Linked DNA regions of Homo sapiens: regions 1 and 2 are each linked to region 3. The links are chromatin loops, found by intact Hi-C in ENCODE. Cell type or tissue: CD4-positive, alpha-beta T cell. All regions are shown on one strand.

Evidence for each region. Peaks named below come from ENCODE experiments on the same cell type or tissue, not always from the same donor. Only the 100,000 strongest peaks of a DNase experiment are listed, where the experiment ranks them.
Region 1: a loop joins it to region 3, with 3 times the contacts of the local background. A loop is called at or near these places in 15 of 110 quality-filtered maps.
Region 2: a loop joins it to region 3, with 6 times the contacts of the local background. A loop is called at or near these places in 17 of 110 quality-filtered maps.

The regions. Positions count from the first base shown.
Region 1 is chr18:35,121,938-35,124,437 of GRCh38, reverse strand. The region is part of intron 4 of MAPRE2 (microtubule associated protein RP/EB family member 2); the gene reads right to left. Among named protein-coding and RNA genes, the nearest start is that of MAPRE2, 82 kb to the right of the region's middle. In CD4-positive, alpha-beta T cell, no CTCF peak of the experiment used is centred here; a DNase peak (open chromatin) is centred at 1,397.
Region 2 is chr18:35,354,155-35,356,654 of GRCh38, reverse strand. No RefSeq gene overlaps it. Among named protein-coding and RNA genes, the nearest start is that of ZNF24, 11 kb to the right of the region's middle. RefSeq lists enhancers at 1-479, 1,132-1,652 and a silencer at 1,311-1,490. In CD4-positive, alpha-beta T cell, a CTCF peak has its summit at 1,395 (motif pointing right); a DNase peak (open chromatin) is centred at 1,374.
Region 3 is chr18:35,025,458-35,027,957 of GRCh38, reverse strand. It overlaps a transcript of MAPRE2 not described here. Among named protein-coding and RNA genes, the nearest start is that of MAPRE2, 15 kb to the left of the region's middle. In CD4-positive, alpha-beta T cell, a CTCF peak has its summit at 1,355; DNase peaks (open chromatin) are centred at 517 and 1,377; H3K27ac peaks cover 530 bases.

The sequences.
Region 1 (2,500 bases), 96 kb before region 3:
TTGGCTGTGTCCCCACCCAAATCTCATCTTGAATTGTAGTTCCCATAATCCCCACATGTTGTGGGAGGGACCCCGTGGCAGGTAATTGAAGCATGGGGGGCGGTTACCTCCATGTTGTTCTTGTGATATTGAGTGAGTTCTCATGAGATCTGACGGTTTTTTAAGGGGCTTTTTCCCTCTTTGCTTGGCACTTCCTCCTTCCTGCTGCCGTGTGAAGAGGGACATGTTTGCTTCCCCTTCAGCCATAATTTTAAGTTTTCTGAGGCCTCCCTAGCCCTGAGAAACTGTGAGTCAATTAAACCTCTTTTCTTTATAAATTATCCTGTCTTGGGCAGTTCTTTATGGCACTGTAAGAACTAATACACCATGCAAGTCAGGCTGTATTCTCTCTGCCTCCTTCCTGTCCCCTACCTCCTCTGAGCAAGTAGGTCTACCACCCTGCCAGTCTCAGCTCAGATGTCACTTTGTCTGGGAGGCCACAGTGCCCTGAACACTTTCCACTGTTGTGGTACAGCTATTTCTTTAATGTCTACTTCTCCCATGAACATAAACCCTAGGACATAGGTGTTTCATCTGTTTTAGTCACCTTATGCTCTCACCACCAATCACAGTGCCTAACCCAGAGAAATTCAATAATAGTTTTTATAATTCATTATATAAGACCTAGCAGAGGCATCTCTCCAGGGTAAGGACACCAGGGGAAGCTTGAGGAGCTGATGCCAATGTCAAAGTCACAGACACAAAGAACCAGCAAGACAAGAAGGAAACCAAATAAAAACCATCAGCCTCCCAGAAAGAGAGCTCCTCCTTGGTTTCCTCTTAAGATTACCTTCTGTAAATTACTTAGGCTCCTTACCTACACAATTAGGAGAGGTGGAGTAAACTCAGTCAGTATATGCTTAACTCTGAGTGGTCTATGCTGGGCTGTCCAAGCCTGTGCCATGCTCACTGGCCCCTCCTGAGGGACACAGCCTTGCAGAGGGGGCTTCCCTAGATAGCATGTGACGACCCACCCACCCTGGCAGTCTTTCATAGGCAGGTCAGCAACAAAAAAGTCGTTGCAATAACTGAGCTAGGATCATCAGACACACTCATGTTCTGGTATCTGGCCTTATCCAGTCTGATGTCAATTTAAAAAGAAAAAATCATGGAAGAAACAGAAGCTGATTGCTTACAATAAAGGGCTACCACTAATTATATTCTCAGGGTATTATCAAACAGAGCTTGAAAAAAAAACTGAAATGTTTGATAAGATGTAGAAGGGGTCATGGCAAGCCAAACCCCTGGGCAAAGCCACGTTATCGGGGAAGAGCAACTATGAAGAAGCAGAGGACACTGGCCAGGAGAGCAGTGAGACACGCAGGGAGAATCCCCGGCCGCTGGAGGCGCTCAGCATGGCTCACGGCAGGGAGGGAGGGCACAGCTGCTGCAGTTACTGATGCTCTCCCCCTTCTAGCCACACACAGCCACTTGGGGAAACAGGTTTTGTTTTGTTTTCTTCCCCTGAGGAAATATCCCTTTCTGTTAACAGAGCCCAACTTCAACCTGCCTGTGTGGCTTGGACTCACCAAGCTGTGGTTCAGCAGAGTCTCGGCCCTAAAATGGCATCTGTGCTCACGAATCAGGCAAAGGTCAGGTGGTGGCCTAGGGCCCCAGGGCTTTCCCACTGGCACACACACGTGCACCTCCTGGATCCCTTTGAGATGAGAGAGGTGCAGGCGATGAAAATCAGGCTCGGCAACCTCTGCTGCTCCACCACCTACACACATGTGGGATGGAAGCACCGCTTCTGCCCCACCGTTAAGCCTCACTAACGGGGACACAGTGCAGGCTGAGTGAAGGAAGAAATGGAAAAAAAATTCTAAACATTTAATAATCAATCACTTAGGTAACTAGTATTTGATATTTAAAATGAGAGGGATCTTGAAATTCTATTGTTCGGAGAAAAACTGATAACAGGAAAATAAATGATGCATGAGGATATGTGAGATCAGGCCTACTTAACTACATTTTTACCTTCAAATGAATAAATGTGAAGAAATTAAAGAACAGGAAAGGCATGGGAAAGATCTTAGTATCTTCCGAGGTTTGGGTAAAACAACAACTACAACAAAAAAACCCCATAATTAACAGTTAAACTAAAAGCTTGTTTTCAAATAAATGTAAAGTGGGCTCATTAAATCATCCCAAGCTGCAATTTGAAACGGAAGTAATTTACCCCTCACAGCTGTCACATGATTAAGAAATACTAAATGTATAAAAATAAAAATGAAACCTTTTGTCCTCATTATATTCAATGATTTCATGTTTTCTTTTTCAGAATAAATAAAAGACAATATCCTAACATACAGCATAACTCTTTAGAGTTAAGAACTTGTTTTTGTTTATTTGCTTTCTAGGTCTCGCTGCCTTCTAACAACCACACTCTAAAATTTCTGGGGCTGCCAGATACTCTTTCCCCCTTACCTGGGCACTAGAACAAGAATGTTCTCACAAAACT
Region 2 (2,500 bases), 330 kb before region 3:
ACATCGCCCATTATCTCTCCATACCACCCCCCAAAATTTTCACCATCTCAACATTTTACTGCTATCTAGTTTTATTTTTCGTATTAATATAAGAAGACAGGAATGTCAGGCCTCTGAGCCCAAGCTAAGCCATCATATCCCCTGTGACCTGCACGTACACATCCAGATGGCCAGTTCCTGCCTTAACTGATGACATTCCACCACAAAAGAAGTGAAAATGGCCTGTTCCTGCCTTAACTGATGACATTATCTTGTGAAATTCCTTCTCCTGGCTCATCCTGGCTCAAAAGCTCCCCTACTGAGCACCTTGTGACCCCCACACCTGCCTGCCAGAGAACAAGTCCCCTTTGACTGTAATTTCCCTTTACCTACCCAAATCCTATAAAATGGCCCCACCCCTATCTCCCTTCGCTGACTCTCTTTTCGGACTCAGCCCACCTGCACCCAGGTGAAAGAAACAGCCTTGTTGCTCACACAAAGTCTGTTTGGTGGTTTCTTCACACAGATGCGCACGAAATTCCCCACTTGGCATCTCTTTGCTTATACTCAAAGGCAGCCTGAAACCCAGAAGTGCACACCGAAAATGAATAGAAAGTTCCAAGATAAGAGTTCTGTCTCTGGCCTAAGGAATTGTACACTTAAAATGGTTAAAATGATCAATTTTCATGTTACATATATTTTACCACAATGAAAAAGAAAAGTATTGGAAGAAACAAATTGAAGCTGCTTTAAAAAAAAATCCCTGCCCTAATAAAGTTTGGAGTGGGAAAGGGGGATTCTAAGGGTCAGAGAGAATGGGAAAATCCCACATACAGTATTCTTTGCTTTATTTCCCTTCTCTTCTACCCCAGTCTTCAGGGAATAGTATGGCAGTAGCATTGGCGTCAGCAGCATTGCAATGGCAGTAGTCTTTTGGAAGGCATTTAATTAAATTAATTTATTTAATGATCTATTTATTTTAGAGACAGGGCCTCACTCTGTCACCCAGGCTGTGGGAAGGCACTTTAAGCTCAGAGGGAGATGAACACTTTGTTCTGAACAGAGTTGCTTTGGTCCCAGAAGCATGGAGCAAATCCCCATTGCTTTTATTTTCTCTGTGTCCTCTGGCTGCTTGGACCAGGATGCGGAATGCAGCTGGGAGAAGTAAACAGCAGAACTAAACCAGGAAACTAAAACCCCAGCTTTCTAACTGAAGAACTGGTAAGACAGACCCCAGGGAGCCAGAAAAGTGATAAAGTTATTGCAAAGAAGATGGAGATCAAGTGAGATCCCCTAAAGTTTTGTATGAGCGCTGTCTGCTTGCCTCTAAACTGCGCATGTGTGAAGCTGACCCTAACTGGCACATCACAGGCATTGAGAACTGAGCTACAAGATAGACTACCGCTTAGGCCCCAGATTGGCCACTGGGTGGCAGACACAAAGACCCAAATTGAACTGGAAATGTGTGAAACCTGAACTGACATTGGAACTACAGCCCACACAATGCAGATCAGAACTTGCAACCTGACCCTAACTAGGGCAGTTGACTGTTAAAGAAAAACATCAACATTCTCCTTATGACTTAAATAATGCCCAGGATCTGACAGCATAATATTGAAAATGTGCAGGATACAATGCAAAATTACTAGGCACAGAAAGAACCAGGAATATCTCCACTTGCAAGAGAAAAAAAAATCAAGTGATGCCAACACCTAGATGATACAGACATTAGGGTTCACAGAAAAAACTTTAAGGCAAGTTTTATAACCATGCTTTGAAAGTAAGGGTGAATGAATGGAAGGATATATATCAGGAAAGAAATGGAAGATATAGAGAGGAAATGAATGGAAATTTTTGAAGTGAAAAATACAACAATCAAAATAAAATATTCACCTGATGGGTTCAATAGGGAAACGGAGATGACAGAGGAAATAGTGATAAATCAATAGAAATTACTGAATCTAAATGACACAGACAGTAAAAGACCGACAAACAAAAAAAGGACAGTACAAGAAAACTACAATCCAATATCCTTCACAGACGTAGGCACAAAACTCCTCAACAAAATACTAGCAAATTTAATTCAGCAATGTATAGAAAGGATAAAACATCATGACCAAGAGGGTTTATCCCAGAACTGTAAGGTTGACTCAGTACTCAAAAATCAGTGAAGCTAATTTACCATATTAATAGTCTCAACAGGAAAAACCACATGGTCATATCAATTGATGCAGGAAAAGTATTTGACAAAATTCACATCCATTTATGAAAAGAATAGAAGGAGGCTTCTTCAAACTTGTAAAGGTTATCTACTAAAAATCTAGAGTTAATATAACACTTAATTATGAAAGGCCGAATGTTTTTCTCCTTAAGACTGAGAACAAAAAAAGGGATGTCTACTCTGCACTCCTATTCAACATTGTAATTGAAGTCCTAACCAGTACAATAAGGCAAGATATGAAAATTATGCACAGCTTGGCATGGTGGTTCACACCTATAATCCCAGCACTTTGGGATGTCA
Region 3 (2,500 bases):
ATGTAGAGAGGCCCAGAGGGTGGGACACATGGAGAGGGAGGGGAAGAGAGGAGAGACCACAAAGAGTACCAAGGCTCCAAATATGTGACTGAGGAAGCATCCTGCATCTTCACCCACCACAGCTGACACTATATGGATATATGGATTAGAAAGGACCCACCTAACCAAGACCTTCCTGAACTCCTGGTCCACAAAACCATAATGTAGGACAAATGGTTATTTTAAGTTAATAAGTTTTGTGGTAGGCTGTTATGCATTAACAGATAACAGAAAAACCCTGTTGGTTCTCTATTGTGACTCTAAACTTGGTGGATTAAAATAGCAATAATCATTTTATTATTATCTCTTGTCATTCTGGAGGTTGACTGGGCTTGGCTAGGTGGTTGTCACCCATGGTCTCTCATGTAGCTATGGTTGGAAGGTGACTGACTGCTGAAGTCTTCATAAAGGCTTCCTCAGTCTCATGACTGGTGGCTGACGTTGCCTTTTAATTGGGGCCTCAGCTGGGGCTCTGGTTGGAACACCTATGCAAGGCTTCCCCATGTGGCCTGGGCTCCTCACAGCATGGTGGCTGGGTTCCTAGCACAAGCATCCCTAATGAGCAGGCAGAAGGGCATGGCAGTTTTAAAACCTAGTCTTGGAAGTCACAGAGCATCACTTCCATTGTATTTTGCTGGTCAGGGCTGCCACAAAGTTCCACCCAGATTCAAGAGGAAGGGCTATCAACACCACTGGTAACATAACTAGGAGGAATGTCAATCTCACACTGCAAGAAAACCTGTGGGATGGGAGAGATTGTAGTAACCCACTTTGGAAAACCTGCCACACACACCTGCTGAACCTTCTTTACTCGCTGAGTTTTCAGCATGGGGCAGGAATGCAAGAGAGGAAGAAAAGAATGAATGTTCAACTTCGGAGTTTCAAAATCAACTTGTAAGCCCATGGCAGAGAAAAAACCCTGAAGAAATGTTTATGAGCCTCAGAGTCTCATTTTCAAGTATCAAAAGCTTAAGATCTTTCAAAGATTCAGAAACTAAAGTTCGTACTATAAGCCACAAGACTACATGACTGGTTAGAGATGTTGGGTTAGGAGCTGGTGAGTGTCCTTGAAGAGGGACTCTGCCTGCTCTCCTATCCCCAGCCATGCCCATGGGAATTTGAGAGTAGAGGGAACCTGTCCTCTGCTTTATATCTGGAAACTGAGGGATGCCAAAGCCACACAGAAGGTCCCTAGTCACCTTGGCACAGGAACAGCGGGGTACAGATGCAGGTAAACTGTTTAGGGCAACAGCAGTTTTTCCACAGAGCTAGCAAATATTTTTGGGGAGGGAGAAAGAACAAACCTGACCCCATGTGGTAGTGACAAACATCAACAGAAAAGAACAGGCCTCTGCAGACTGCGCCTGTTTTCATGGGGAGGGTTGCCATGGAAGCAACTAAAAAAAAAAAGTCAAATCTCCATTCAGGTTTCCAAAAGCACCTTGTAAAAATGTGAGACTGTGGTGTGGTGTCCATATTCATCGCTGCATTCTCTCACTTGCTGAATAAGCAGGTCAGAGGCATGCACAGAAATTAGGTTGCGGCCATTGGTTTAGACAATACACAGTACATTTAATGAGGAAGCTTCTCTCCTACTTGGCTCCCTCTCCAGATCTCCTGCTTGAGCTAAACTGATAGCCAGCACTTAGCTTTGAATCCTCAGAATGTTTTTCCCTCTCTACCCATCTGTCTGATTCAGACATCATACCTGTTCATTTCACAGGGGGACAGGTATGTCCTGCCCATTCCTCTCCCGCTGCTCACACCCTGCTTCAGACACGCTCCTTCCTCTCACCTACCTCATGAGTCTCTCTAGAGAGGTTTCCTTGCTTCACAATCAATTCACATCTCACCACCAGCTCTATCTTCCCTCCTTTCATTTTTAGAAGTCTTCAGGGGTTCCCTATCATTTCAAGACAAAAATTCTAAGTTTTTCTTTTGGCACTGTAAAACCTAACTACCTTTAGAAACTTATGCCCCACCGTGTATAGAAAGAGTAAGATTGAATTTGGTTTCGGCCTAACCTGGAATGTTAGTTTTGCCACCTGGTATCAGCATAAGCAAAGCTTCCTCTGTACTTGGTAAACAAAGAGAAGAACCTGTAAACATTCCTATTTGGAATCCTTCATAAATGCTCTTGGAAGAATCTATTACTACATCTGATTATTCCACTGGACTATGTTCAGTGGAACTGCTAGACTTCTAAGCTACTGTTTGAAAATAACTTCAGCTTGCTTTATTAAAAAACTACAGAGAGGACGGCAATTTAGTGAAATGAATTCTGATGATGTAAATGTTAACAGTATCCGAGTTGTTACCTCTGAGTCCCTGTCCTCCTAGGGTGAAGAGCACATAGAGTTGGGAACATTCAGCCACGACTGTCTCATCTTTATAACTGCTTTAATTACAATCGAGTACATCATTAAAGTCAGAATCACAATGTTTTAAGCTCATTAAAATA